Regions from separate parts of the Homo sapiens genome. Here region 1 is linked to region 2. Evidence: chromatin loops called from intact Hi-C (ENCODE). Cell type or tissue: gastrocnemius medialis. All regions are shown on one strand. Each heading gives the region's core, and the rest is flanking DNA. Links, peaks and the distances in the headings are about the cores only.

Region 1 (16,044 bases), core at 3,951-11,950, 87 kb after region 2:
AATCATCAATGTCACCCTCTGTCCCCTTGTCCCTCTTTGAGGATTCAATCTCGGGTTATCCTAGGGCCAGGGCTCAGAAATCCCAAAATACATTGTCACAGCAGACAGAGGCTTGAGGAGGGGCTTAAGGGAGGGGAATATTGTCTCACCCACTAACAATCTCCACTTGCTGGCTCCCACCTCTCTTTCTAAAAGCAGAGACCAGAAGCACAGCAGACACCAGAGCTGGAAGGGCTGGAGGAGTCTGCCCAAATGCACATGGTTTCCCAATGCCCACACATGAGGCGACTGCTAAAAGTCCTCGGAGATGAGGTTTGGGTTTTCAATGTTATTTTCTCAAGAACAGAGTAACCAAGTGAAATCTGAGATTCTCCAGTTAGAAAACTAGGAATCACTTGTGATATTTGGGGGACAGCAGTTTGGAATCATCTACTGAAAAAACTAAAGCCTTGAGCTGGATGTTAGGCACCCTGGCAGGGTAAGAAAAGATAAAAAATCAATAAAAATTTAAAAGTTCTGGCCAGGCACAGTGGTTCACACCTGTAACCCCAGCACTTTGGAAGGCCAAGGCGGGCAGATCACTTGAGCTTAGGAGTTCGAGACCAGCCTGGCCAACACGGTGAAACCGTGTCTCTACTAACAATACAAAAATTAGCCAGGTGTGGTGGCATGTGCCTGTAATCCCAGCTCTCGAGAGGCTGAGGCATGAGAATCGTTTCAACCCTGGAGACAGAGGTTGCAGTCAGCCAAGATCGCACCACTGTACTCCAGGGTGGGTGACAGAGTGAGACTCCGTCTCAAAAAAAAAAAAAAAACCAAGCAATCTTTTTTACATCCACTAAATCAAATGTCAGCTATTGAAATAAAGCAGTTGACAATTCAGGCTTTTGTGCAGTCTTAAGCAGGCAATCAATTAATATTTAAAGAATGAATGAGAAAGAAGTAGCCATGGCTACTGCCCAGATGACAACATGGGGATGCCCAAGTTTCTCCCCACAGTCTCTGTTCCTCCCTGCGTCGGGGACACCAGGGCCTGGGACAAATTTGATCTGGAGGTTGACGCGCGTCAGGGCCACGCCCACGCTCACTTCCCATCTTTCACCCAGGCAGATCCCAAAGCACTTGTCGAGCCACGCTGATGGATGGGCCTGGAATGGCCTTGTTTGCTGCCAGGGTGAGGCGCAGCAGCTGTTTAACAGCCCTGTGAGTGACCCTGGTCAGCACTTTCAAGGCAGGAAGCACAGAAGAATAGAGTCCACTTAAAGCTACCACAAAAGCGGTGGGAGGAGGGACTTCCTCCCCTTGTAAACAGGCCAGCAGGCTGGTCACTCTAATTACACATGTACAAATGAGGGAGAAGGGGGAAGGGAGGATGAATGGAAGCAAAACTGCTCTCAAGCAACCCTAGCGTGGCCCCTCGTTGCCCTCGAAGACAATTGAAACCTGCGACCCCGTGCACCTTGAACACAGGACACGGTAAGGTAAAGTCTCCACCCTGGGGCTTATGTGACAACATCCCAGCCTTTGCTGGTTTCCAGCTTTAGGAACCTTCAAGGATTCCTTTGGTCATCCTCAGAGGCCTCGGCAGAGCCTAAATCCTCTTCCTAATCCCTGCTGCTGGATGCCCTACTCAACTATACCCTCTGCTCCATGTCACTGTTGAAAGAAGAGGTGAAAAAAAAAGGAAGCCAAATTCAAATGGACTCTCACTGCCTCCTTTGACAGATCTGACATTTGTTTAAACAGGGCTAGGATGGGAGGGTCCTGTGCAGAAATGCAGCTTCTGGTGCACATATTCTACTTCTCCCATTCATCTGCTCCTTAGGGCACTCGTGACCCTGGTGCCTTTTCTCAGTCGGTTTAGTGAAATCATGTAAGATACTGGCCTATCACGTGCTGTGGTTTCTGAAGCAAGTCCACATTTTGCAAGACCGGAAGCATCTACAGTTTTTAAAATGCGAAGCGTTTACAAAATTATAAGTACAGATTAGTTGTGAGAACTTGAAAGGGGTCCATACAAGTGAAGGGTCCCAAAGCGTGTTTCATTAGCTTCTTGGTAAATCTGCTGCTGAGCATAAGGATGTGCATGAACGCCCCTTCTCCTTGAGTTTCGGCTTTCTGACAAAGTCCAAGCAAACTGACCCAAATCCAAAGTGTGTTCTAGGGAACCACTCACACCGTAAATGAGTCAGGAGGAACCGCCCTCTGAGTATGTTTCTTCTTTATTTTGCTTCCTCCCTTCCACCTAAATGCTGCAGATATTTATTGAGTCTGAGCCGGGGACTGCAGGAAGCTATCGGGTCTGTGTTGCCTGGTTTGCAAATGAGTGCAGCCCTGCTAATGAGCTCCTGGCCGGAGCAGGCAGCCTACTCCTGAGTCACTCCCCCTGGCAGGCACTGGACCAGCCTGCATCCCATGCCCACTGAATGCACGCACCAAATTACAAAAGAAAAGTAACAGCAGCAGTCATCTGCCCTTTCCTTTATATGAGAGCTAAAACTCCTGACTGAGGGGCCCTGGAACTTCTCGACCCTTAGCCACACCACAGCATACTGGGGTAATTCAGGGAAAAGAGCATGGGCTTAGGCCCAAAGATTTACGTGCTCAGCGTTGGTACTAACTGTGTGATGTGAGCAAGTCAGGAGGTCGTTCTGGGCCTGGATTCCTTCACCTGTGAAATGGAGCTGCAGAACTGAGCATCTCTGAGATTTGCTGTAGCCTGTGAATTCACGAGATTCCCATCTTGGGACTGGCCCTATTTATCTGAGCCATCACATTCCTTATACAGTTGCCAAGGCCTGTGCCTCACCAGAGCCAGCCTCCCTGGCTCCCACTGCCCGATCACCCTTCTTGCCCCAAACAAGACCCCTAGCTGATCAAGTTGCAGACAACTTTGTAACGAAATGGAAAAACAGGTGTTAGTGCACCAATTTTTGAAAGGGCATATTGAGACATGCCAGAGAGGCAAGGATTAAAGAATAGGAAAGGAAGAAAAAAACCAAGAACACAACTTTTTTGAGGAACTTGTCTTAGTATAGCCATGATGGCAATGTACAAAAAAATAGGAACACAAACGATTCAACACACAAAGAGGTCAGTGCCATGGCTGAGAGGAGGTATCCCCAGACCTGCTCGAGGGGGGCTTACATCTACCCAGCCAGAGGGGCAGGCTCCTGAGAGGCCAGGCCAGCAAGGAAAGATGCCCAGGGCCCATACCCAGCTCCTCTCTTCTTTCCAAAAATACACCACGCTCAGGTTGTTCCCAAAGCTCCAGGACAAGTCTCCAATTGCCTCCAGATTCATACCTGTACTTAACCTCTGCCTCTTAAATCACAAAGGGAAGAAGGTAAGTTCCTGTTCATTTTTGCTCTAAGACTCTGAAGTTCATCTCCCCCAGCCTTAGTCCCTTTGTATCTCTTGGTCTCCTTTCCCCTCTTCCCCTCTATACCTGAATGGCTCCTTCTGCTTTATGACCCCAGTAGGATTGCGACCTTCCTTTCCCACAGCCAGGGACATGTAAAACTATCCCTGTCCCCCCCTCTCCTCTTCCATATTCTTCAATGCTTTTGGCTCTGTTCTCAGGCTCACTCCAGCTCTCCCTCTCTTCACCCCACCCACCCGTCTTAATGCAATTCCTTGCAGAGGATGCTTCTCGAGGTGTTTAATAAACAGCATAGGTCATGACCTTGTCCTGAGGCCCCTTGTGACTGAGGTTTGTACAAATCTGATTTCATGGGCTGGTATTAAGTTGAGCCATACAAAATTGCCCTTATTCAACCATGTTGACGTCCAAAAAGAATGACAGTTTCGTAAGCCTCAATCTAATAAAAGAGCCTGGTATTCAAATATTAAAAACATATTATCTGACTTCCCACCTGCTCTCTTCCTAAATAGTACATATAAATTCAGAGTTGGGGGTGGGGGAAGAGAGCAGTGTGTTTTGTTTTCTGTAAAATGCAGTGTTTTTCAATTGCGGGCAATTTTGCCCCACCAGGGGATGTTTGGCAATGTCTGGAGATATTTTTGGTTGTAGCAGTGGAATGGAAGTGCTACCAGCATACAGGGGATAGAGGCCAGGAATGCTGCTAAACATCCTACAACGCACAGGACAGCCCCCACCGCCACCACCATGAATTCTGTATCCCAAATGTCAATAGCACCGCTGAGGTTGAGAAATCCTGGTGTCCAGCGCTACTGGGGACACAGAGCCTTAGCTGTACATTGAGTACCGCTACTTTGAAAACAGAGCTCCAGAACACATCAGGGAGGGCAGTGTGTTAGCCTCTGTCCTGAGGCAGGTCAGCACACCAGCTTCCCGCCCCCCAGGCCCACCTCTGGTCTAGAAACCTCCCCCCACACACCCCAGACCAGCCAATTCTCAAAAGGTTCTTCCTCCAGTTCTGCTCAGGAGCCTGACGTGATGGGCATTTTCTCAGTATCCCAAACCCCTGCCCAAATCCCTGAGTTAAGAACTGGGCTCCATTCCTGAAGCTCCCTGCAAGGGAAGGAAGGACACTCAACCGGTTCTTGCCACCCGACAGCATGCAAAGCTCTCCACAGGCAGTGATAGTCAGGCTCTAAAGACCAAAGCCCGCCCCTCCCAACCAGAAGAGAAAGCTCCCTCTGGCCAGCTGTGGTGGGCTCACGTTGCTTCCTGGAAGGGATTGAATGTCACTGCCCGTGATGGAACAGGGAGTTTCAGAGGCTCTGCAGCACAGTATCACTTACCCACCCCAGCTGCTGCCACTGCTCCCCACTAGGCAAAGAGCTCATCCAAAGAGCATGAGCAAACACAGTTCATGTTCGCTGAACACGAGCTATATTTGCCCTTAATATGCAACTGCCTTAGCTCTTTCCAGCTCTTTCTGTTGGCAGAAAGTCTGTATAAGGCTGAGGCACACTCACATTATTTGTGAACTTGAACCCAAAACACAGCCACAAAAATCACCCACTCAAAGCAATGGAAGGAATGTTGGGAATCATCTAAACAAGCCCAAATTGGAATTTCCAAAAATAACAGCATCAGAATATTTTGCTTCAAAAGATTCCTAATGAAAGAGACTCCTTGAACTCCTTGGAAAACCCTCCTTGGCATCACACAATCCTCAGAGGCAAAGACGTCTCCCTGCTGTCCCACCCTCTCCTGATCCAGCTGCAACTCAACACTTAGCAATAAAACAAGGGGGCGAAGGGGTGTGTTTCTGAAAATAAAACAGGAGACATATGATCCTGTTCCAATACTTAGTCTGTTCTCTGCTTTTCGGAACTTAAAACCTGCCTGCCGTCCACCAAATGACACAGAGTGCTGGCAGATGGAGAAGAGAGAGAAGGCTAAATGTATTTTAATAGGACCATTAGGATTATGTCAAAAGGTGAGAAAAAAGCACTTGCCAGCCAAGAAAATAAGCACTGGTCTCAAAGAAATATAGTGTGTTCCATCTCTCCCCCATTCACTCCCTCTTTGCTTTCTTATGAGAATCTAATTCAATAGGAGAGTCACTAGTCATGTGTAGCAGGCAAATGCATATTTTCTTAAGTCAAGCAATGTGGGCAGAAATATATGAAGGCAGAAAAAGAGTAGCACACTGGTATTGGGTAAGCCAAATGGGATCGGTCCAACTCTCAGACTAAAGCAGATTACAGAGTTATGACCTTACTCTTGACAAACAAACCAGTCATCCATATCTTCAACGCTAGTGTTAATAAAGAATCTCTTCTCTATGCTTCATAATACTGCCTATTAAGCCTTGGAAGTACACATAAAAGTTCAGAGCAGAACAGAGATTTTCATCTGAACCAGAAAATGTTCGATTTCTGGTTACTTTCTCAGACCTAACTCAACACCATTGAAGGGTAGACAGGACTTCAGTTCACTCCTGATTTTAGCAGATACCAGTGATTTAGTTCTCTATCCCAGGTAAGAAGCAGTTCCCCTGATCTTTGGCTTCTATTTGGTCTTCCTGGTGATAACAGTGAAAATAACCTACATTAGAATGGCTTTTTACCGTTCACCAGGCAATTTAACACACATCTCATGAGCTCCTCAAGGTAAGAAGAAAACCTGATATTTAAGTACGCTTACTATTCCCATTTCACAGATAAGGAAATTTCCCAAGAAATCGATGGGGAGAACCTATCTGTCATTGGTTGGGCTGGCAGAAGTCATCTTAGCAATTCTTGTGAAGAAACAGAGCCCCTTTAAGGGAGGCAGAGCTGCAACTAAAACGTAGCCATCTGGCCGGGCGTGGTGGCTCATGCCTATAATCCCAGCACTTTGGGAGGCTGAGGTTAGTGGATCACCTGAGGTCAGGAGTTCCAGACCAGCCTGACCAACATGGTGAAACCCCGTCTCTACTAAAAATACAAAAATTATCCAGGCATGGTGGTGGGCGCCTGTAATCCAGCTAGTCGGGAGGCTGAGACAGGAGAATCACTTGAACCCGGAGGCGGAGGCTGCAGTGAGCCAAGATCACGCCACTGCACTCCAGCCTGGGCGATAGAGCAAGAATTGGTCTCGAAAATAAATAAATAAAATAAAAATAAAACATAGGCATCTGCCTCTGCCCAACAACATTCTTCAGTTCCATAAATCTTACATTGCCTGGGTAGTGATTTGCTCTAAAATACTTCATTATTAACAATGTGATATTTGTGTGTGTGTGTGTGTGTGTGTGTGTGAATTATAATCTGTGCCCTAGAGATAGTTAGCATTTGATCTTTACCAATCACAGATACCCCAAAGGTGCTACAAGAGTGCATTAAAAAAAAACCCAATGAAGAGGCCGGGCACAGTGGCTCACACCTGTAATCTCAGCACTTTAAGAGGCAGGCAGATCACTTGAGGTCAGGAGTTTGAGACCAGCCTGGCCAGCATGATGAAACCCCATCTCTACTAAAAATATAAAAATTAGCCGGGCTTGGTAGCACCTGCCTGTAATCCCAGCTACACAGGAGGCTGAGGCATGAGAATCTCTTGAACCCAGGAGGCGGAGGTTGCAGTGAGCCAAGATCTCGCCACTGCACTCCCGGGTGACAGAGCAAGACTCCATCTCAAAAAAAAAAAAAAAAAAAAAAAAAAAGAAAGTCCACACCATAGGCTTCATTATTAGCATTAAAGATGACACTTTGTTCTTCCTTTGTGAAGTGGTTACAGTGCAACATATGGTTGAGAGAAAAATTGCTCAGGTACTACCACCCCATATGAATAAGGCATATGAATCCTGTAAGTCTTAATCTCAAAATTTTAAAAACAACATAGTGGGCCTTCAACCCTGCTGAGGCCTATGCCACCCTATTCACAGGGAACATTGTCACCTGATTCCAAGACAGGGCAACAATGTCACTTCAGAATGAACCTATGATGCAATGTACTTGTCCCTGTGCCAAAGGACAAAGAGTGCCACATCACCAACCTACAGGAACCTGTACATCAATGTTTGGTCTAAGACTTGGCTTTCGGCTGGGTGCGGTGGCTCACGCCCGTAATCCCAGCACTTTGGGAGGCCAAGGCAGGTGGATCACGAGGTCAGGAGATCGGGACCATCCTGACTAACACGGTGAAACCCCATGTCTACTAAAAACAAATAGCCGTGAGTGGTGGTGGGCGCCTGTAGTCCCAGCTACTCGGGAGGCTGAGGCAGGAGAATGGCATGAACCCAGGAGGCGGAGCTTGCAGTGAGCCGAGATCGCACCACTGCACTCTAGCCTGGGCAACAGAGCAAGACTCCGTTACAAAAAAAAAAAAAAAAAAGACTTGGCTTTCAACCTGACCATGAGGCTGTGGCTGTGGAGGATGGGCTGTGTAACCTCCACCTGTCTTTTAATTGCCAGAGGCTGCCAACATTGACCAGATGAATCTGACAATTGCTAAAATGCCATAGTGATCAGTTTACAACCAATATTAGGGACCTCCTGTGCACTCACAATGGCCTCGGCTCCGTGCAAGATGCAGAGATGGGCTAAACAGGACACAACACCGTAAGGCCTGGCAACCCAGGAGAGGAGTTAAGACAGTAAGCCCAGAGGTTAAGCACAGGAACTCCACACCCCAATTGGAAGTGCAAAAACAAATGTTAAAAGTATTCAGACGGCCAGGCGCGGTGGCTCACACCTGTAATCCCAGCACTTTGGGAGGCGGAAGCGGGTGGATCACCTGAGGTCAGGAGTTCAAGGCCAGCCTGGCCAACATGGTGAAATCCCATCTCTACTAAAAATTCAAAAAATTACCTGGGCATGGTGGTGGGCGCTTGTAATCCCAGCTACTCGGGAGGCTGAGGCAGGAGAATCGCTTGAACCCAGGAGGCGGAGGTTGCAGTGAGCCGAGATCATGCCATTGTACTCCAGCCTGGGCAACAAGAGCGAAGCTCTGTCTCAGGGGAAAAAAAAAAAGTATCAGACAAGCAAGAGACATGCCTGCCTCTGCTGATATTCCTGTCCCTGTTGCTCACCTGAACACTCTGGCAAACTAGAGAAAGAGTGGGCGTGGCCTGCAAAGGAGAGGTGGCGCAGGTCTGTAATCTTAGAGCTTTGGGAGGCTGAGGCAGGAGGATTGCTTGAGGCCAGGAGTTCAAGACCAGCTTGGGCAACATAGAGAGAACCACATCTCTACAAAAAATAAGAAATTAGCCAGGCATTGTGGGGCACACCTGTGGTCCCAGCTACTTGGGAGGCTGAGGTAGAAGGATCCCTTGAGCCCAGGAGGTCAAGGCGCAGTGAGCTATGATCCCACCACTGCACTCCAGCCTGGGTGGCAGAGGGAGACCCTATCTAAAAAACAACAACAACAACAACAAAAACTGGAAATCTCCCAGCAGCAGAAGGTGGTGGTGAAGAAGATAAGAACAAAAGAGAAGAAACTGACATGAAATCTTCTCAAAAAAGGATGGGTTAATGGGCAAGAGGATACTAGAATTGGGAAAAATCAGGAAAAATGGTCATCCACATACCACCTTCAAAATGTGTGCCACATCCAATTCTACCTGCCACTTTCATCTTTAAATCAATTCACATTTTATATTTAAATATTCTGATGTTAAGTACAAATTTTGAACACTAATGGGGAAGGGAAAAACCAATGTCACTTGCCATAAACACAAGGCAGCCAGAAAAATAAACATAATGGAGAAAATGTTCTAGATTCCAGCAAGCTCCTGAAAGCTGAGAGCCTGGGAATTGCTCCCTCTTTACTTACCAGAAGAACGATGATGAGGAAGAAGAAGAGAAAGCCGATAGAAAAGGAGAAGAAGAATTGGTGTCAGAGAAGTGTTCAAGACATTTTAGGACTAAGCTGAGGCTCTCTGATCTAATCAGTGGGCATAAAAGGGAATTGAAAGATACTGCCTTCTTGCTGTGCTATTTAGTATATTATTTAATTTCCTGGTGTGACCTCTTGCAGTCACCTCCGACTCCCATGTTAAGGGGTCCCTAGTTTCCCTCCAAGCTGGATGCTATCAAACAGAAGACCCTAAGCTGTCTTCCCAGGACAGGTAATCCACCCCAAGCACTTGGAAAAGAAAGGTACATCCTCTTCCACAATAACCACTGCACAGATTCATTTTCTTGTAAAATGCAAGGGCCATTTAGAAATAATGACGTGTATTCTTTGAAATAAGTACCAGATCAACTTTTGTCTTTTGTTTTTTCTTTTGAGACGGAGTCTCGCTCTGTTGCCCAGGCTGGAGAGCCATCATGGGATCTCGGCTTACCGCAAGCTCCGCCTCCCGGGTTCACGCTATTCTCCTGCCTCAGCCTCCCGAGTAGCTGGGACTACAGGCACTCACCACCTCGCCCGGCTAATTTTTTGTATTTTTAGTAGAGACGGGGTTTCACCGTGTTAGCCAGGATAGTCTTGATCTCCTGACCTCGTGATCCACCTGCCTCGGCCTCCCAAAGTGCTGGGATTACAGGCATGAGCCACCGCGCCCAGCCAGTACCAGGTCAACTTTTAACCCCAGAAATCTCCCTTTAAGATGATCTCCAACCCTTTGCAGCTGTAAAATCCTTTAATAATACATCAACTGATTGCGTATCAATTGGATCAGGATAGGAGAAAGCCCTGTTGAAGTCCCATTCTTCAAAATATCTGAAAGCAGGCATTAGGAGTTGACACTGGCAGGCAGTTGAGCAGGACAAAACCATAAGGAAAAGTCAGCAGAAGAGGATGAAAGTTTACCTTCTGGGAATGGCCAGGGGAGGAACCCATAGCAGATCAGATATAAGATTCAAATCACAGCCTCCCGGAGGTAGCCAAGTGGCCCCAACCCTGGAAACTTAGCACTTGGCTTTAAAGACTTATAATTCCCTGGTGCCAATACCAGATAAGAAAAAGGCTGATTGGCCCCTGGTTGGCCCAGTGAGTGGGTTAGAAGAGACACACCTAGAACCACAAAGTTAGGTGTGGCTGACGAATTACTAATACATTGAATAGGCATACAACTGGGCCCCACACCCCATCTTAAATCAACAATGCAAGACCTGCACACAGAGACTCAACCCCTCCCTCCAAAATGCCCTTTCCTCTCCTCCAAAACCCCATCACCCACTCTACAGATCTCAGCTGAAGCCCTGAGTGACTAATACACAGATTGGTTAGGACCACTTGCATTTAAATGCTGTCACTCAGAGTAAGATATTCTGTTATTTACTCACCAAATCTTTTTGGGTTGTTTTTTGTTTTTGAGTTTTTTGTTTTTGTTTTTGTTTTTGTTTTGAGACAGAGTCTCACTCTGTTACTTAGGCTGGAGTGCAGTGTCATGGTCTGAGCTCACTGCAACCTCCGCCTCCCTGGTTCAAGCAATTCTCCTGCCTCAGCCTCCCGAGTAGCTGGGACTACAGGCGCCCACCACCACACCCAGCTAATTTTTATATTTTTAGTAGAGACGGGGTTTCACTACGTTGGCAAGGCTGGTCTTGAACTCCTGACCTCAGGTGATCCACCTGCCTCAGCCTCCCAAAGTGCTGGGATTACAGGCATGAGCCACCATGCCTGGACTCACCAAATCTTTTTGGCAGGTTACTGGGAGCCAGGGGCTGTGCTGCCTGCTGTCTGGTGTTCTCAAAGACTTCCCAAGCCACAGAGAGGTCTCAGTAAGGACACAGGTGTATGGGAAGAAAACCTTTTTACCTCTACCCTCCTAGGTTATTGACTAGTGCCCTATAAACTAAGCTGATAAAAGACAGATTCATGAGAGAAAAACCAACAGGAGTTTGTAAACCTGTGCATCTTCCTTACATATGAGAGCACCCAGTGAGGAGCAACTCACAGGGGTGGTTAGAATTTGGGGTCTACTGGCCAGGCACCGTGGCTCACACCTGTAATCCCAGCACTTTGGGAGGCCGAGGTGGGTGGATTGTTTGAGGTCAGGAGTTCAAGACCAGCCTGGCCAACATGGTGAAACCCCGTCTCTACTAAAAATACAAAAATTAGCCAGGCATGGTGATGGGCGCCTGTAGTCCCAGCTACTCAGGAGGCTGAGGCAGGAGAATCACTTGAATCTGGGAGGTGGAGGTTGCAGTGAGTCAAGATTGCGCCATTGCACTCCAGCCTGGGAGACACAGCAAGACTCTGTCTCAAAAAAAAAAAGAATTTGAGGTCTATGTACCTAACTTACTGGAGGAAGGGTTGGGGAGAGAGGGCACTAATGGAAAAGCAAATGACTTTTGGAAGGAGAAATGGGCTCCTAGGAGAATGGATGAGAGATTTGAGAGTTTGATGACAATATCTGTTTGGGTGTGGTGCTGAGTTCTAGACTCTGAGAAGAGATTACTGAGTTGCTCTTGGGAGGGGATTTATGACAATTGAGTTTTTTTGAGAGGCTCTGCCTTTTGGAAGATAAAAGATTTTGGGGGGACTGAGCACGGTGGCTCACACCTGTAATCTCAGCACTTCAGGAGGCTGAGGCAGGAGGATCATTTGAGGCCAGAAATTCAAGAGTAGCCTAGGCAATATAGCAAGCCCCCATCTGTTAAAAGAAAAACTAGAAGACGAAGAATTTATCTTAAATGTTTTAAAAGACTTTTTATTTCTTTTCTTTCTTTTCGTTTTTTTTTTTTTTAATAGAGACAAGGTCTTGCTATGCTGCCCAGGGTGGTCTCAAACTCCCGGCCTCAAGTGATCTTCCCGCCTCAGCCTGTCAAAGTGCTGGGATTACAGGTGTGAGCCACCATGCCCAGCCTAAAGATTTTTTTCTTTCAATCCCTCCAGCTCAATTCTTCTGTCAAAGTGGTATATTTGGGGAGGCATGCCCTAGTCCCCTCTCAGGCCAGGCCTGCTCCCTCCAGCTGTCACACAAACACCTCCCAGGCGCTCCACACAGGGGGCCTGCCAGCCACAGCACCCCAGAGAAACTTCAGGCTCACAGAGAGGGCCCCCTGTCTTGACTAGACCGAGGCAGGGGAGGGTGTAGGTGACTTCACCGGAGCTTCATGCACAGAATGTTGGACTCCTCGTCCCCTGAGATATGGTGTTATCTATGACAGGCCAGAGGGCCACTTTTCCAGGGCCAAACAGAGAATTTCCACTCTCTAGCCTGTCAGGCCAACACCTTTTGCCAGCTTGAGGTTCATAGACTTTCGAAAAGAAAAAAAAAGAAAAGAAAAGAAAAAAACCAGAAGAGGCCATATGCATGCCTCCCACTCACCCACCCTAGGAAAAAGGGAAGCCTTTTATTCTCCTTATGCCAAACTGTGTTTTGCTGGGAGAAGCTTCTTTTCACCAAAGCCTCCAGGCTCTTTACCAGCCAGAGTCAAACAAAGAAGCTCAGAGAACCATGGAACAAATAAACCAAAACAGCCCACAGAGAACAAGGAAAGGAAAGCCTCCGTTTCCAAACGGAAGCCAACTTCCATCTAGCCTGTCTCACTGAGCCTGGCCTGGCACAGCCCCTGATGAAGCCAGCAAGGGCTGCACTGTCTTCTCTTTGCAGCCTCTGAGAGCCTTGTGAGTGTCAGCCTAAAGAATCCATCCGCAGGACGGGTCTTCTCTCCCCACCCCCCTTAAAATTATTAACATCCACTTAAAAGAAAGGGGGCGGGAGTGGGGTGCAGGGTTTGCCCTCTTTTCAAATTGCTTGAGAAGGGAGTACTGCTTATCACAACAGGTGCACTGGCCACTCACAAAAAAACAGGCAGTGCAGCGCTGAAAGGCTAAGAAATTACTTGTTCTCTTTGTAACGGCTGCTACTACATGCCATGCAAACCCTGCTTTGGAGAGATATTGTGTTCCTGTTTAAAAAAGAAAGAAAGAAATATAGCAAGTGGAAAAAAGTTTAAGGGTGCCAAGGGCTAAGGGGAGGGGAGAACAAGGCTGAGGGTGGGAAGGCCAGAGGGGGAGGGCTTGGTGTTCCGAGGCAATTGAGGAAAAGCAATGGGGCCTGGTGGCTGGACTTAAAAGGTGTGTGTGTGGCTTGTTTTGTTTTGTTTTGTTTTGAGACAGGGTCTTGATCCATCACCCAGGCCGGAGTGCAGTGGCACGATCTCAGCTCACTGCAACCTCTGCCTCCGGGTTCAAGTGATTCTCCTGCCCCAGCCTCCCTAGTAGCTGGGATTATATGTGTTTACCACCACGACCGGCTAATTTTTGTATATTTAATAGAGACAGGCTTTCGCCATGTTGGCCAGGCTGGTCTCGAAACCCTGACCTCAGGTGATCCACCCACCTCGGCCTCCCAAATTACTGGGATTACAGGCGTGAGTCACCATGCCCGGCCAAAATGATCTGTCTTGAACTTTCCAGAAAACTCTGGGAGCACACCCCAGGTCCCTTCGGCAGGATGGGAGGGATAATTACACCCAAGCTTGCAAAACGCACACATCAGGGTGACCAGAGAAAAGTCATAAGGAAAGGATACCCCCTGTATATTTTTAAAAATTAGATAAAAATATTGCTCAGAAACTGTGTTGCACACCAGGGAGGATTTCAACCCCCAGTCAGTCACTCCTTAAGTGGGAGTGTGTCTTCAAAACTATATTCCTCAAATGACTGTTCAGCCAGGCAGGTGACTTTTATGGTGTTGGCCAAGTGACCTTGAGCTTCTGAGTCTCCCAACCCTCTGACATTCTCATCCTGTGCTCTCAGACCTGCAGAGAGGACCCAGCCAGCTTCATGGGGACAAAGCAGTGAGGGAGTTGCTCTCCCCCAAGCCAAGTGCAGACTGACAGGGAAGATTTGGATTTTCTTCCCCTTGAGAAAATTGCCATAAGAATCTGGAAGAGGGTTATTTGTTTTGTTTTAAAGTAAAAGCAAGACAGTGGACGTCATGGCCTAAGAACCTGTTCCCTTGCCAGTTCGGTCTCAACTAAGCAATCAGAAGATAGGGCCACCAGCCACAAAGCAACTTGGACATTGGAGTTTTGCAATGATTCTCTGATTAAAAGGAGCGACCTCGACCTGGCTGTAAGACATGGAAGAGCAGCCATGATAGGTTATTAAGGTCAAAGAAAAAGTAGCAGTAGTGTGGCGAGCATGAATCCATTTTTGTTTACTATATATTGATCTTTTTTCTTTTAGTCTTGCAGAGAAATCTGAGAACCAAAACCCTCTAACTAAGCATATAGCTTTGGATGCTGAGGACTAAAATGACCCCACCACACCTCCCACAAACCCCCAGCTAACATGAACTTGACTTCACTGCTCCATCATCCTCATTAGCATGATTTTCCCATTCCTGCAGACTCTAGTGGTAACTGTCGTGATTGTCCATGACAGGAACTTCCAGAAGGCTCATTAACTCTTCCATGGAAAACAGAAAACAGATGGTGTGAGCCCTAAAATGTTTGAGCCCCTCACCTCAGAATCCTCACCTCACTGTTTCCATCAATCCTGGACAATTGCATCATGATCCTTACCCAATCCTAATCAAGCCTCCACACTGCAAAGACATGCCTTAAACTAAATTTCCGCTTCTCAATCCATTTCCACCTTGCCACCCACTCCGGAGACACTGTCAGAGCTGTGACTAAGTGGTGTCTCCCTGACCACAGTAAACACAGGTTTGTGTTGGTGACATTGGGAGACCCAGCGTTCCACTGAAGGGTCCCTGTGAAGAGTCTTTTTGTTTAATTTTATTTTTTCCAAACTCCCCTCTGCTGCCTAAAAGCAGAGCCTCCCAAAAGAATTCATCTGTCAGCCAGGCACAGTGGCTCACACCTGTAATCTAAGCACTTCAGGAGGCCGAGGCAGGTGGATCACCTGAGGTCAGGAGTTTGAGACCAGCCTGGCCAACATGGTGAAACCTTGTCTCTACTAAAAATACAAACAAAATTAGCCAGGTATGGTGGCAGGTGCCTGTAATCCCAGCACTTGAGGAAGCCGAGGCAAGTGGATCATCTGAGGTCAGGAGTTCCAGACCAGTCTGGCCAATGTGGTGAAACCCTGTCTCTACTAAAAATACAAAACAAAACAAAACAAAACAAAACAAAAAAATTAGCCAGGCATGGTGGCGCACACCTGTAATCCCAGCTACTCAGGAGCCTGAGGCAGGAGAATCGCTTGAACCCAGGAGGCAGAGGTTGCAGTGAGCCGAGATCACACCACTGCACCCCAGCCTGGGTGACAGGGCAAGACTCTATCTGAAAAAAAAAAAAAAAAAGAGTAGACTTTGACATTCCAAAGGGGTGTATACCCAGGTCTTCATAAATTCTCATATTCAATTTCTCCCATGAAACTTCTAGTCTTTCTAAGAACAATATTCATCAAATCTCCTCACTGCATTGGCAGCACTAGTGGTTACATTTTTTTCTAGGGCCTTTTTTTTTTTGCCTTTTCTTTTTCTTTTTAAATTAATTATTAGACTTTTTATCATTTTTAAATATTAACTTGATAACTGTACACATTTATGGAGTACAATGTGATATTAACATAATTGTACATATTTATGGAGTACAATGTGATATTTCAAAAAATGTATACAATGGGTAATGATTGAATGAGAGTAATTAGTATATCCATTACCTCAAACGTTCATCATCTCTTTGTGTTGGGAACATTAAAAAATCTGCTCTTCATGGTGGCTCACGCCTGTAATCCCAACACTTTGGGAGGCCGAG
Region 2 (16,044 bases), core at 4,533-12,532:
CAAGACTGAGATGATAGAAAGACACCAAGAAAAGCTTAAGGGGAGTCCACGTTTCCAGAAGCTCTGCCCTCTCTATTTCTTCCTGGGAATACTGACCAATGGATCTGGAGAATAGGCCCCTGGCTGGATTCCTATAGGGCCAGGTTTTAACTGTTTCACTTCTGGAACATGGGAAGATCTCTGATAAATGGCAGGGCAGCCTGAGCAGGAAGGGGTGGGTGGAGAGGCAGGTTCTCCAATAAAACAGAGCCAGTAGGATATATACATATACACAGAGAGAAACAGAGACAGAGATTGTGATTTATTTATTTATTTATTTTTGGAGACAGGGTCTCACTCTGTCACCCAGGCTGGAGTGCAGTGGCACAGTCATAGCTCACTGCAGCCTCGATCTCCTGGACTCAAGCAATTCTCCCACCTCAGCCTCCCAAATAGCTGAAACTACAGGTGTGCACTCCCACACTTGGTTAATTCTTTTCATTCTTTTGGTAGAGACAGGGTCTTGCCGTGTTGGCCAGGCTGGTCTTACACTCTTGGCCTCAAGTGATTCTCCCACCTCGGCCTCCCAAAGTGCTGGGATTACAGGTGTGAGCCACCATGCCTGGCTAGAGATTGAGATTTTAAGGAGCTGGCTCATGCTAGTATACAGACTAGCTAGTCCGAAATCCATAGGGCAGACCAGCAGGCTAGAAACTCTTGCAAGATTTGCTGCAGTCTTGAGGCAGAATTCCTTCTTCTCTGGGAAACCTCATTTTTTGCCCTTAATGCCTTCAACAATTGCATGAAACCCACCAGCATTATCAAGGGTAATCTCCTTTACATAAAGTCAACTGGTAGGAGATACTAACCACATCTATAAAACACCTTTACAGCAACAACTAGATGAGTCTTGACTAAATAACTGGATACGATAGCCTAGCTAGGTTGACACATAAAACTGTCACAATGAGGGAGTAGGAAAGAGAGGGCAGGCTCACTCAGGGGATTTGATGCAGCTGCTATTCGCCACCCCATATAGGATTATTTTAATATTTTAAATAGTAGCCCTGGTCTTCTCTCTAAATGGGGTTTCTATAAAAGCTTGTCACCCTTTGTAATTATAGCTACAATTTCCTTTCCTGGTTCTGTAGTGCAGCCTAACAAGAGTTACTGGTGGGAGGAATCAGGACAGAAAGTGGGCACCCAAAACGGGTCTCCAGGAACAACTCCTAAGAGCAGCTGCCCTGCAGTGACGTCAGTGGACCATTCCAAAAGTCTTTGGTCTTCATGGCAAAATCCTGCCCCCAGAATCCATACTCACTCCCAAGTCATTTGGGGGAAACTGCCACCATCACCCTAAGAGGAAAAGCCAATTTACTATCGTCATAGGAACAACAGCTATTTATGGAGAATCTGCCAAGCAATATCTCATGAAACCATCACAGTAAAATTTAAAAGGTAACTTACATCCCTTCTAAGATGAAAAAACTGAAGCTTCCAAAGATCAAGTAGTTAGTCCATCACCATCCACACAGTAAACAGGAGAGCTGGAACTTAAACCCAGCTCTCAGCAATGTTCAAATCAAAATCCATGCTTTTTGCATAAAGTTATGGAAGCCAATCGATGTGATGACTGGAAGTTGGTGTGGGGATTTGGGTTCCTCTAATCTAGGTAGATGGTAAAATATGCCCAATGTTAAAGACAGGCTGTTTCAACCAGAGTAGAATAGTTTTCACTGTTGGTAGTTCATCTCATAACTAAACCTCACACATTATTGGTGGAGTTAATTCTCCAGAAGATCTATGAATTCTTGGTTTTATTTTGGTCCTGCCAAGCTCATAGGTTTCCTTTCAGTTTCATGAGTCTAAGGCTGAAGTTTATAATAGAATGCAAAATATGGTTGACACTTGCTATTAACAATGCGGTACATAACTAAAAATTTATCAGTATGTTTTGCTGCTGTATTATTCTGAATGGCAAGCATCCTCCTTGCCCCCAAAGCAATAATACTTTGATTGTGAACCATTTCCCTTACCAAATATACTCCTTCCCACAGAGAACTGCTACCATGGAAATCTATGCAATAGACTCATTTTTGTGGCATTGCATATCAAACTTGACAACATAATTTTGACATTTGGTAAAAATACATCTTTGTCTACATCTTCATAAGAAGACTTGCTTAAGAGTATTTTTCTCAAATGTTCCTACAGTACATATTTCATGCTGACATCAAAAATGGGGGGGAAAAGGTTGTCTTATTTTTGGTTTTGCTTTATGTGTTTTGGACACCCAAAGAAAAAGTTTTCACACAGTTAAAATGGTACCTAAAGTCAAGTTGTGATGAAAAACTGATTTGCAAGTCCACTTCGTATTCATAATGATCAACTCAGTAATAATGACCCATCTCCCTCTTGCAATATCCCTAACCATGTATGTTCCTTGGCATACTCCCTGAAGCCAAACCCCTTTGGAAAGATTATTCGGCATTGGATTCATGGGAAACAAACTGGACTTATTTCACTCCAAGATATTGGAACCACACATAATAAAATAATGCCAAATTATGCTTGGAACTAGGATATGCATGGTTCCGATTTCTTGTGACAAAATAGTTCCAGATTACAACCGAAGTGTACAATGTGGAATAAATCCTTCCTTATTTTTAGATATTATAATAACTCTAGCATTGCATTAGTTGCAAAAAAAAATAGTTCTTAACTTTACACTGGGCTCTCACTGTATTACTATTTTTTAAAGGGTAAGATTTTGTATAAAAGAGTGTCATAGACACCATCCAAAGAGTGTCATAGACACCATCCAAAGGTGTTTATCTATTGAGGTCACAAAAAGGCCTTATTATGAAATGGTTTCACAGCTAATTCCAAAGCTTGAAAGCTAGGCAGTGTTTCTTAGTAGAGCTTCTCTGAATTCTTTTTAAACATCTATTGAACTTAGTTATTTTTGTTTTGTTTTGTTTTGTTTTGTTTTGCTTTGTTTTAAGAGAGGGTCTCTCTCTGTCACCCAGGCTGGAGTGCAGTGGTGTAATCATAGTTCACTGCAGCCTCGAACTCCTGGGCTCACGCAATCGTCCCATCTCAGCCTCCCAAGTAGCTAGGATTGCAAGCATTTGCCACCATGACCAGCTAATTTTTTATATATTTTTTTGTTGTTGAGATGGAGTTTCACTCTGTCACCCAGGCTGGAGTGCAGTAGCATGATCTCAGCTCACTGCAACCTCCACCTCCTGAGTTCAAGCAATTATCCTGCCTCAGCCTCCCGAGTAGCTGGGATTACAGGCATGCCCAGCTAATTTTTGTATTTTTAGTAGAGATGGGCTTTCACCATGTTGGCCAGGCTGGTCTCGAACTCCTGACCTCAAGTGATCCACCCACCTTGACCTCCCAAAGTGCTAGGATTACAGGCATGAGCCACCATCCTTGGACAATTTTTTTTTCCTTCGTAGAGAAATGTTAACAGCTTACTATTGACAAAATAATCTATCACTTTACTCTCTACCCAAATGGAAATTGCCTCAAGGTTACTTCTGTTTTAATCCCATATATGAAGAAAAATAGAGAGGGGAGACCTCCTTTCAGGCATGTAGGTGAACTACTAATGCCTCAGGAAAGTCCATTTCAATCTGTTATTTTTCAAAACGTCTATCATTGAAGGTATAGCTATGTTAGTTTCTATATCCTGATTCACTCTCTTGTATTCTTTGTCATTATTTTGAGCTCCAACAAAAGGCTAAATAGAAGTGATATGATATCCTCCATGTGTTTATGCCAAAATATTGGCAGAGAGGTTCCTTTGACTGGTACCTGTCTTAGGAGCGATGAGGGAGTACTCTAGCTTATAACACATCTTTCTGTTTATCAGCTCCTTGATCCATCCATCAATCCATCTTATTTTCTTGGTGGATTTCAAAATAAATTGCAGACTTACCTCTGAACATATCAGCATGCATAGCATCAACAGAATTCAATGCAACAAAGAATTTGAGCAGGGAGTGACATGATCAAATTCAGATGTGGGAAAGAACCCAATGCCAGTAGGGAAGATGACAGGCATGAGAAAGGCTTAGAGGCGGGGAACAGGTGGGGGGCCATTGCAAAGGGTTCAGAGAGAGAAGATGAGGGCCTGGACCAGGGCGAGGATGGAACAGGGAGAGAGAAAGGGACAAACAGATAGGAGAATTGACAGCTCTTAATAACTGATTAGACATGGCAGGGGCAGGATGAGGGAGGGAGAGGAATTCACAGTAACTTCCAAATTTCTACCTTGAACAACAGGTAAAATGTGAGGCTGTACATTTAGTTAGGAACTGACTTTAGGTAGTGAAACATATAGGGGGGAGGGTGTAAGATGAATTTTGGATATAATTTTGGGGTACTCATGAGACATCCAGATATAAACTATGGGATAGAGAGATCTCAAATAGAGATACACATTGGAGATTCAGCAGCATTTACAGGGCATAAAAAGTTTTTGTCTAGAGAGGGAGAGTTTGTGATCAGGGCCAAAAACAGCTTAAAGCAGTGCCTGGATTTAAAGGGCAGGTAGGGAAAAGGTACCGATAAAAGAACCTTGAGAAAAAGCAGTTGGTGAGGAAGGAGGAGAACAGGGAAGAATGGGGTCTTGGAAACAAAGGAAGGAAACAGTTTCAAGAACAGGAACTTGTCAACAGTACAAAATGCTGAGAAGGCAAGAGAGGGGTGGGATTGAAAGGAGTCTATAGGATTTGGCAACTTGGAGGTGGATGGTGACCCTGGTGGAAAACAGTTTTCCTGGAGCTGGGAAAATGGAAGCCAAATTTCAGTGGGTTGAGGATTGAATGACAGATGAGGTCATGGAGATAGCACATGAAGACTAATGGTTCTAGAAACCTGGCTATGAGAGGAAGGAGAGAGGTACAGTGTACATATTACAGGAGGATGCAGGGTCATGGACGAATTTGCCTTAAGAGTGGAGCACCTGGATTATACATAAATTAATACCTGTACTAATAAGTTGACACCTAAAATGCATTGCTTTATGTTGACAGTTTTCATTGTGTGGATGTGTGATCTCCCTGGTTAGACATGCACTTCTATAAACATATGGGTCATGTACTGACTGCACGCATGGTCATATAGAAAGTAAGAGCTTGAATGTGACGGAGATGTCTTACTACATCTTTACATCTTACAGCTGAAGAATCTAAAGCCAAAAAAGAGTGAGTAGCTCAACATCATCCAGAGTTAGTTAATAAAGATCCCCCCCAGCACCCTTCACAAAGCATTTTACAGTAAGGAGAAAGGTTTTGGTTTTCAACACAGTTGTATGAAAATTCCAGCCCTACCACTTCAAAGGTATCATTCCTTATCAGTAGATTTCCTTTGTGTGTAATGGGGTTATCTGGATAAAACAAAACCGATCTCCACTTTTACCACCAAATTGGGATTGATGTGTGAGTACAAAATTTTAGGGCAATGTAGTTTTCAATTTCTCTCACTTTTCTACTTTTGCTTCTTTCTGCCCTAGTTAATCGAAAAAGGGAGTTATTTGCATGTTGCTGGAGGGAGACTATTTCTAATTGTTCTGGCCTATTAATAGCAGATGTATAGCAAAGCTTCCAAAGAAACACATGCCTTCAGGACCTCACAGAGTTTCAAGAGTAGTATTCTATGGGTTCATTTTGGATTTCAGGTGATTAATGGATGTGGACGAAACCTTTAACCTTTTCAATTGTCTGCTCCTGCTTCTCCAGCTCCCTCTCCAAGTTCCTTTAATTAGCTAAACTTAAAGCCCTTTTGAATCACCTAATGTCACACAAAAGTACTTGCCCTAGGCAGAGAAAGAGAAGTAACCCAGTTTCGGGGCAACTGATTTATTACATGCAGGGAAACTTCTTGTTAGTTTTCCAAAAGTTATCTCTTCTCTTGTTATTTGGAAAGCACAGCAGTTTTCCACTTCATTCTCCACTGATGGAAAACAGATTTGTCTGACGCCTAGAAGAAGCTCCATTTGCACTGGCGTTTTATTTATTTATTTATTTTTTTTCTTGGTAGACCACTACAATCATTGGCTGTGCACACCTATATTGGACTTGGCTACTGCACCATACTGCACTTGCAAAAATGTTCTTTTCTAGACATGGCAAGAAAAGCCTCTATAAGCTGAACTAATACCATCTGCCTCTCCAAAATGCCTTAATTGTATTGGCAAAAGGAGCACTTCTTATTTTTTAAAGCCTACTGTAACTGGATTGTTAGAGCAGTACCATTAAAAGGATAATGACGGTGTTACCCTCAAATAGATTTTCTTAAAATAATTGCTTTTCCTTACTGAGTGCTGGCACGGCACTCGTGAAATTCTGATGGGGTCAGCGGGTTCTTTGATGTTGCCCACCAGAAGATTGTCTCTTTCCGATCCACTCTCTCTCCTTTTGTTTTTTCCTCATCTACACTCACGTTGGTTTTATTTAGCTACTGCAACTTGTCTTTGCACCTGAATCAAGCCAATTTTTTTTAATGATATAAACAGGTAGCTTTCTCATTGGGCCAGTGTTTGCTGCTTCTTTATTTTGTCTTGATGGAAATCTTTTTATTGTAGGAGTCAAACATTGACTATGAGAGTGTCACCATCTCAGAAATTGACAGGTTGACCATGAAATCACAGGTCTGCATATTCTGCTTCTTATCTTGGGTTATCCTAAGAAGTTGGCAATGACTGGCATGAATGGGGGTATCTGACCCCTGCTAGGAGGGAGTGGACCCCAGGCTCCTCAGGCTGCCTGCCAGGGCTGTTACTCTGGAGCTGGAGAGGGAAATGAGAAGCCTGGTTTGTATGAGGCTTGATTGAGGCTGTGGATATGAAGCAACAGGGAAGCGAAGCCCATGTCTCTGATAAAAGAAGACACTAGAAAGGGAGGTCTGAAACACTAAGCTAAAGGTGTCTGGCAGAGAACTGCAGAGAAGCAAGACAGAGAAAAGTAGAGAGCTTAAAGAGATTTCCGGAGACGAATGCATGCAGATAGAGAGGATTTCATAGCCACCCACTGCCCTTACTCTGGGCAAGGAGAAAGCTGTTTCAAGAGTCAATTTATACAGGAGAAAAATAGGAGTACATATTCATTGTTTTATTTTATGCCCAACTCAAACTGAGGCAGCCTATAAACTAACACAGAATAGACTTAATCTCTGTGCCAACACTGTAGCTCAGTAATGGTATACATACAGTCAGAAAGTGGAAAGCATTAGCTTAATTTTTTTGACGTCGGGCTTCAGTTTAGCTAATGCCATTGAATTGACAGACCACCTCTTCAAACCTGTCTAAAGTTATTAAACTAATGGTTTCTATAATGTAACATAAAGTTATTCCCTCCTTCTCTCCGTTTAGAATGATATTCTAAATACAGATGGAGTCTCTGAACACTTGGTTTCTCCCTAAGTGATGCATGGAGGACGGATGAAGGAAAATTGAAACACTTTTCTGCTATGTTACCTTTTCAACCCATTTGTTTACTTATCGACCACTTATGGGTTACAAAGAAAATACACCACGATTTATTGCTTGGAAAGATGATGCAGAGAATTTGAGAGAGAATCACTAATAAATTGATGGAGAAGTGCTTTGTTAATATAGAGTGCTATTGAAATGCATAATGAGGAATGGCCTCTCCAAGGACACTCGCCCAAGAAGAGGCTAGAACTCTGGATGCTCACTCTTCATCTAACAGATCCTGGCATACAAAGCCTGAATACAGCATGTCTTTAACCCCACTTAGGTATTGCCAGAAGGAGTCTCCACTTCTTTCTACCCAGTAGTCTGCATTCAGTTAAGAAAGTACAACAAGAAACAGGGCAGTGCTTCTCAAGGTTTCGTGTACAACAAATCACCTATAATCTTGTTAAAAAGAGAGTTGTGGGCCGGACGCGGTGGCTCACGCCTGTAATCCCAGCACTTTGGGAGGCCGAGGCAGGAGGATCACGAGGTCAGGAAATCGAGACCATCCTGGCTAACACGGTGAAACCCCGTCTCTACTAAAAATACAAAAAAAAAAAAAATTAGCCGGCGTGGTGGCGGGCGCCTGTAGTCCCAGCTACTTTGGAGGCTGAGGCAGGAGAATGGTGTGAACCTGGGAGGCGGAGCTTGCAGTGAGCAGAGATTGCGCCACTGCACTCCAGCCTGGGCGACAGACCGAGACTCCGTCTCAGAAAAAAAAAAAAAAAAAAAAAAAAGAGTTGTGATTCAGTAAGTCTGGGGTGGGGCCTAAGATGTTGCATTACTGATAAGCTTTCAGGTGATGCCGGTGCTGCTGGTCTAAAATTTTGCTCCAACCTAGAGCATATGGAGAGATGCCTAGATTCCTGCAGTAAGCAGGATTTCAATATGCTGGCAAAGACCATCTCTCAAGGAAGTTAACGTTGTGTTTTTGGTTTGGGGTTTTGTTTGTTTTGTTTTGTTTTGTTCTGTTTTTAGTGTTTAAGACACAAATCAAGAGCTTCCAGTTCGGGGTGCCTAACAGGCAACAGGAGATGTAGAATTGGACTTGAGACAAGAGAGTAGGGCTGTGGATGGTTTGGGGAACCATCAACAAAATGTGTAGATAATTCCATAGATAGACTCATAGACAAATAGATGAAATATATGGAAGAGACCTCAGACTTCTCAGTCCAGGGCACATTCTCATGTTGGTTCATGCAAAACTCCATTTTTGATTTTTAAAAAGAAATTCTTTAACTTATTTATTCATTCATTCCCTTTTATCTCCATCCTCCCCACTACAAGCCATTTTCTAATGTGTTTGATGTGTATCCTTCTATTTCGTTAATTTTTCTTATATATAATATTTCATGTGCACTTTTTAATTTTTTATTCAGGTATAACATGGATACAGTAAAGCAAAATAACCTTAAGTATGCAGCTTGTTGAATTTACATGTATGTATACACCTATGTAAATAGCACTCAAACCATGAGCTAGAATATTTTCTGCAGCTCTGTGTTTTTTTGTTTTTGTTTTCTTGAGGAGGAGTTTTGCTTTTGTTGCTCAGGCTGGAGTGCAATGGTGCGATCTTGGCTCACTGCAACCTCCGCTTCCCAAGTTCAAGCAATTCTCCTGCCTCAGCCTCCCGAGTAGCTGGGACTACAGGCACCTGCCACCACGTCTAGGTAATTTTTGTATTTTTTTTTTTCTAGTAGAGATGGGGTTTCATCATGTTGGCCTGGCTGGTCTTGAGATGGAGTTTGGCTCTGTTGCCCAGGCTGAAGTGCAGTGGTGCAATCTAGGCTCACTGCAACCTCTCTGCCTCCTGGGTCCAAGTGATTCTCCTGCCTCAGCCTCCCGAGTAGCTGGCATTACAGGCATGTGTCATCACACCCAGCTAATTTTTCTATTTTTAGTAGAGATGAGGTTTCACCATGTTGGCCAAGCTGTTCTCAAACTCTTGACCTCAAGCAATCCGCCCACCTTGCCCTCCCAAAGTGCTAGGATTACAGGCGTGAGCCACCACACCCACACCCGACCCGCTGTGCATGTTTTAAATTTACGTAAGTGACATTGTGCAAAAGAGAGCATTATGTTTCTTACCTCATCCCACGAAACAATGTTTTCGAGGTTGATGTGTGCTGCTGTGTTTACATGCTATTCATTCCAGTTGCTTCCGATTGCTTCATGGTGTCCCTATTATACATCTGCCACATTTCATTTGACATTCCTCAGTGAAGGATGTTCAAATTGCTTCCAACTCTCTTTTCCACAAATAACACTGGAATGAACATCCTCATTCATGTTCTTTTATAGACCCATAGGAGATTTTTTTTTCTGTGATTTATAAGTAGGAAAGTGAGTACTGAGTCATAGAGTGTACACATACTTATTTTAACTAAGAATTGCCAGATTGCCTTCCAGAAAGGCTCTACCCATCTGCACTCACAAATACTTTATTCTGTAGTCAAATTTATGTTTCCTTTTAATTTGCACTGTGTTAAGCTGGACTCAAGGCAACTAGGTTTTATTAGGGTTACATTTAGATTGTGCCTATGAATGGCAATTCATTCAACCTCTTAAAAACTCTTTACTGAGCACCCACGATACACTAGGTACTCTTCTGGGTGCTGGAAATATAGCTGTGAAGAAGATAAAATCTCAACCCACATAGAATTTATTTTCCAGTAATTAAAACCATCCAGTGAATAAGATCACTTAGGAAGAGAGAATAGAGTGAGTAGGAAACAAAACCAAGGATGGAATTCCAAAAAAAAAAAAGATTAAAGGGTTGAGAAACAATGGACATGGTGGCTCTTGCCTGTAATCCCAACACGTTGGGAGGCCGAGACAGGAGGATCACTTGAGCACAGGAGTTCAAGACCAGCCTGGGCAACACAGTGAGACTTTGACAAAAAATGCAAAAAAGGCCAGGCATGGTGGCTCATGCCTGTAATCCCAGCACTTTGGGAGGCCGAGGCAGGCAGATCACCTGAAGTCAGGAGTCCGAGACCAGCCTGGCCAACATGATGAAACCCCGTCTCTACTAAAAATACAAAAAATTAGCTGGGTGTGGTGGCAGGCATCTGTAATCCCAGCTACTTGGGAGGCTGAGGCAGGACAATCGCTTGAACCCAGAAGGTGGAGGTTGCACTAAGCCAAGATTGCACTACTGCACTCCAGCCTGGGTAACAAAAGCAAAACTCCATCCAAAAAAAAAAAAAAAATTAGCAAGGCATGGTGGCATGTACCTTGTGGTCCTAGCTACTCAGGAGACTGAGGTGGGAGGATGGATTGAGCCCAGGAGGTAGAGGCTGCAGTGAGCCATGATCGTGCCCCTGCACTCCAGGCTGAGTGACAGAGTGGGACCCTGTCAAAAAAGAAAGAAAGAAAAGAAAAGGAAAGAAAGGAAAAGAAGGAAGGGATAGAGAGAAAAGGAGCCCTGTAGGGAGTCAAAAATATTGTTCTGAGAAGTATCAAGAAAACCAAGAAAAAGTGATGACAGAGGAACCAAAAAAGAGAGTTTCAAGTAACGTACACTCTTCAAGAGGTAATATAACTAAGAAGCTGTTGGTCACCAAAGAGGCTGTGGCACAGCCATTGGTGGAGAATGGGAGAATAATGGAGTAGTACACAGCCTGTGGTCCTCAGCCATGTTCACTCTGCCATGGTAGCAATGTCCCTAGACCAAGCCCATGCCCTCCACTTTTCTGAAAGCAATGGGACCCTCTTCTTTTCCCTTGGTCTGCATTCTTTTCTGAGAAAGTCCATCTTCACTTAGTGAACTGACCTGGCTCTTTCATGCCTCTAGACCAGAATATATCTTCTGAATTTTGGTGTAAATACCACTTTGTTTAGCAAAACTTTTTGCTGATTATTCCAAAGAGTGGGACTCTGGTCCTAACCAAAAATTTGGCCAATCAGTGTGAACATTACACAATTCATCTTTAGAATTAAAGAAGTTGGCCAGACACGGTGGCTCACGCCTGTAATCCCAGCACTTTGGGAGGCCGAGGCGGGTGGATCACGAGGTCAGGAGATCGAGACCATCCTGGCTAACATGGTGAAACCCCGTCTCTACTAAAAAATACAAAAAATTAGCCGGGCATGGTGGCACGCGCCTGTAGTCCCAGCTACTCGGGAGGCTGAGGCAGTAGAATGGTGTGAACCCGGGAGGCGGAGCTTGCAGTGAGCCGAGATCGTGCCACTGCACTCCAGCCTGGGCGAGAACGAGACTCCGCCTCAAAAAAAAAAAAAAAAAAAAATAGAATTAAGGAAGGTGAAAGAATGGGGAATGAATAGATTTTTTTTTCTAGTCTGACAGTTGGAAAGACAGCTTCAGATGTTCAGATGTCGTATTATTGCTGCTACGCAATGACAGCAACTTTACCTTGGTCCCATTGCTTTCCCTCACCCCTTTTATCACCGTTTATCATGTACGGTTGTGTTTTTTTTTTTTTTTTCCCGCAAAATGTCTGTTCCATGTATTCAATCTTTCATAGTCTCACAATTCTTCAACACTGACTCAGGCGTGATCCTTATTACCCATGCTTGAGCCAGAGCTATAGCCTCAGGACAGGCTCTGCCTCCCCCGCCGATCCCAAGCCTCCCCCACCGGCTGCCCGCGCCCCCTTCGCAGAAGCATCAGTACTCTCCCACACCTCCCGGTGAATCCTGCATGTCAGATTCACACACCTTCACAACCTGACCCCACGCAGCCTGGGCCTTCAATTTCCCATTACTTCCCAACCACAATCCCGTGGTCCCGCTACACGGCCCCTCCCCACGCTCGGTGCCCTTTCTGCCCTTCATTCCTCTTTCCTGCCACGTAGCACGTGAGCGGCGCCTCCTCAGTCTCCACAGAGTTCATCCAGAGTCCCATAGCCTTGACTCCCACTGCCGTCTAAATTCATTCAACAGCAGTTTTCAGACTTTCTGGTTTGGGGACCCTTTTACATACTTAAAACCTATTGAGGACCTCAAAGGGCTTTCATTTGGTGAATTGTATCTGTCAGTTTTACCGTAATGTAAATTAAACTGATGAAGTTGTTAAAATATTTATTACATTGCTGAAAAACAAAAATAAAAACAAAAACAAAAACACTACATGTTATTTTAAAAACACACACAGATTTTGGCCGGGCGCAGTGGCTCACTCCTGTAATCCCAGCACTTTGGGAGGCCGAGGTGGGTGAATCACTTGAGGTCTGGAGTTTGAGACCACCCTGGCCAACATGGCGAAACCCCGCCTCTACTAAAAATACAAAAATTAGCCAGGCGTGGTGGTGGGTGCCTGTAATCCCAGCTTCTCGGGAGGCTGAGGCACGAGAATTGCTTGAACCCGGGAGGCAGAGGTTGCAGTGAGCTGAGATCGCACCACTGTACTCCAGCCTGGCTGATAGAGTGAGACTTGGTCTCAACAAAACAAAACAAAACAAAACAAAAATACATTTTATGAAAAATAACCATATCTTCCAAATGAAAAAAAAATAGCAACAACAGTGGTAATGCTTTATATTTTTGCAAATAAAGCTCTTTAATGTCTGGCTTAATAAAGACAGCTGGATTCTTGTATTTACTTCTTCATTCTATCTTTTGTGATATGCTGTTTTGGTTGAAGTAAATGAGGAAAACTCACTCGCGCAGCCTTTGTGCTGGGTAAAGGGAAGAGAATTGTAATAGTATTTTCAGATAATTGTGAAGATTCCTTTTTTATATTAACCAAAACTGTGAAAGTGATAGTTTCTTGAAAGTTAGTTTCAGTGTAAAATCTGAAACCTTATCAGTAAACTGTTCATACTCTAGTATATTATAATCCATTGGTCTATCTTGCACTGTAAATAGATTTTTATCTACTCATGATTTTATACCATTAAGCACTGATCGTTTGTAAAATATTGATTCACTGAGTTATGCAGAACTTCCAAAAGTTGACACATTTTGTTAAAGAAGACATATATATGTACACTTTTTTTAAATCCCATACATTTTGTATCAGCAACATTCTTATCAGATAAGTATTCAAATATTGAGAAACTGGCAAGTTCATGGTGGTAAATACAAGTTTTCCAAAATCCCACTTTTTATTTGAAAGCTGGAACTTTCTAATTGGCAACAAAAATGTCCATTGCTTCCCTTGAAGTGATAGGTTCACTTTGTTCATTTCTAAGAAAATATTTGGCAAATACCCTAGGTTGGATAACTATAGCTTATCTGTCATTGTGATAAGCAGAAAAACATGCACTACCACCTCTAACACCCCAAAGATGTATTCACTTCCCAATCCCTGGGACCTGTGCATGTTACCTTTTAAGGCCCAAGAAGTGATGAAGTTAAGGATCTTGAGGAAAGGGGCTTATCCTGGATTAGCCAGGTGGGTCCTAAATCCAATGACAAGTCCCTTATAAGAGAGGCAGAAAGAGATTTGAGACACACAGAAGAGGAGAAGACACAGAGACACAAAGACGAGAAGATCATGTGAAGACGGAGGCAGAGACTGAAGTGATGCAGCCACAAGACAAGGACCGCCAAAGCATGCCCATCACCACCAGAAGCCACAAGAGGAAAGGACAGATTCTACCCCAGGTGCTCAAGAGGGAGCAGGGCCCTCCCAGCACCTTGATTTTGGACTTGGGACCTCCAGAACTGTGAGGGAATAAATTTCTGTTATCTTAAAGCACCAAGGCTGTGGCCATTTGTTGCAGCAACCCTAGGAAATGAACATAGTCATTCTTTCGAATGAAAATTGATGTTCCATGAAAAAGGCTGCCAGTTCAGCTATCAATTCAGGCAGTCACACAAGGACTTGTCTCGAGATAGCCATTGTATTTCAATATGGAGTAGCAGTGCTTTATGCACGGTTCTCATTTCATCACCCAAAAGATTCAAAAGTTATGCACTCAAGAGTTGAGATTATAAATTAATAACTTGTAATGCTTCGGCCGGGCATGGTAGCTCACGCCTGTAATCCCAGCACTTTGGGAGGCCAAGGCGGGCGGATCACCTGAGGTCAGGCGTTCCAGACCAGCCTCAACATGGAGAAACCCATCTCCACTAAAAATACAAAATTAGCCGGGCGTGGTGGTGCGTGCCTGTAATCCCAGCTACTCGGGAGGCTGAGGCAGGAGAATTGCTTGAACCTGGGAGGTGGAGGTTGCGGTGAGCTGAGATCGCGCCATTGCATTCCAGCCTGGGCAACAAGAGCGAAACTCCGTCTCAAAAAATAAATAAATGAATAAAAAATAACTTGTAATGCTTTATCAGGGACACTCTGAATTGAAACTGATATTTCTTAGCCTACAACTGAGTGGCAGTAAAGAATAATACCAGGACTGGTGGTACGGCGGGTGCCACTGACTCGGTTCCTGCTGAGGTACCACAGTTTTACCTACCCTCACTTTTGCCCCATCAGTGCAAATAGCAACGTGACAAAAAAAAGGACACTTAACATTTTAGCATTATTATGAAAATTATTTCGACCTCAAAGATCAGCTGAAAGTGTCTCAAGGTCTCCAGGGCCTGCAGGCCACATTTTGAAAGCTGCAGAAACAAAGAGAGCAAGACACTAATAGCAAAATGTAGGTGGTGGATATATAGTGTTAATTGTCCTTCTTTCTGAATTTGTCTGTGTTTTTGAAAATTTTCATAGTGAAATATTGAGGGAACAGTGTTATGTGTTTGTAAAAAAAAGAAAAAAATTATCGTTGGCTCACTCTGTATTGCCTAAACTGAAGGGAAAAACTTCCATCCTTGGCCGAAGGGAAACTCATATTTGGCTATCTTGAGTTCTGGCTCTGGGCTGTTCGTCCAGCCTCATCTCCTGTTCTCTAACCATATCATACACTTGGTGATCTGCAAATACCGGTCGGCTTAGAAGTATCCAAACTCGCCATAGTCTTCCCTGCCTTCGTACTTTTCTTGTGCTAATCCCTAAACCAGAAGGCTATTCCCTCCCACTTCACCCCTCCAGGAAAAATTTAATTTAGGCTTCAAGTTTCAGCTCCAATACTTTCTCCCCTCAGACTGACTTCCAGGCTTCCACCCTCGAGCCGGAATACACAGCAGAGGAGAAGGGCATCTGCCCAGGAAACCAACCAACATGAGATGCTGAAACATCAATGGCATAAATTAAACAGATGATGCCACTTAACTCAGGTTCCCACAGTCAACGCTTTCTGTAACAGGTGGCATGTAAATTAATAATGACTATTGAAGTCAACAATGTTCCAACATGAAATCATTCTACTTCCTCACTGGCCTATCTCTCATCATGAGTATTTTTGCCCTGGACATGAAAGATTGCTCTAAACCACCACAGGCCATTTCTGAGCCAGTTGCCTGAAGTCATAGTTGGAACTTGCAAAAGATGCTTAAACAAAACAACTCATGGTAGGGCAGTAGTTACTAGGAAAGCATGGGTCATATTACCATATAAATCTTAACTACTTTAATATGCCTCCCCAAAAGTTGTCTGCTTCAAAAATTGCAATTTCCAAAAGGTTAAACTGGGCTGGGTGCAGTGGTTCATGCCTGTAATCCCAGCACTTTGGGAGGCCGAGGCGGGGAGATTGTTTGAAGTCAGGAGTTCAAGA

Evidence for each region. Hi-C counts contacts between places; a loop is a spot of excess contacts. Peaks named below come from ENCODE experiments on the same cell type or tissue, not always from the same donor. Only the 100,000 strongest peaks of a DNase experiment are listed, where the experiment ranks them.
Region 1: a loop joins it to region 2, with 8 times the contacts of the local background. A loop is called at or near these places in 2 of 110 quality-filtered maps.

Annotation. Positions count from the first base shown.
Region 1 is chr6:14,920,217-14,936,260 of GRCh38, forward strand. The region is part of intron 2 of LOC105374945 (a long non-coding RNA gene); the gene reads right to left. Among named protein-coding and RNA genes, the nearest start is that of JARID2-DT, 320 kb to the right of the region's middle. RefSeq lists a silencer at 10,408-10,608. In gastrocnemius medialis, for the core only: no CTCF peak of the experiment used is centred there; DNase peaks (open chromatin) are centred at 4,205, 4,685 and 7,375; H3K4me3 peaks cover 652 bases; H3K27ac peaks cover 4,111 bases.
Region 2 is chr6:14,832,525-14,848,568 of GRCh38, forward strand. No RefSeq gene overlaps it. Among named protein-coding and RNA genes, the nearest start is that of JARID2-DT, 400 kb to the right of the region's middle. RefSeq lists a silencer at 12,014-12,308. In gastrocnemius medialis, for the core only: no CTCF peak of the experiment used is centred there; a DNase peak (open chromatin) is centred at 9,467.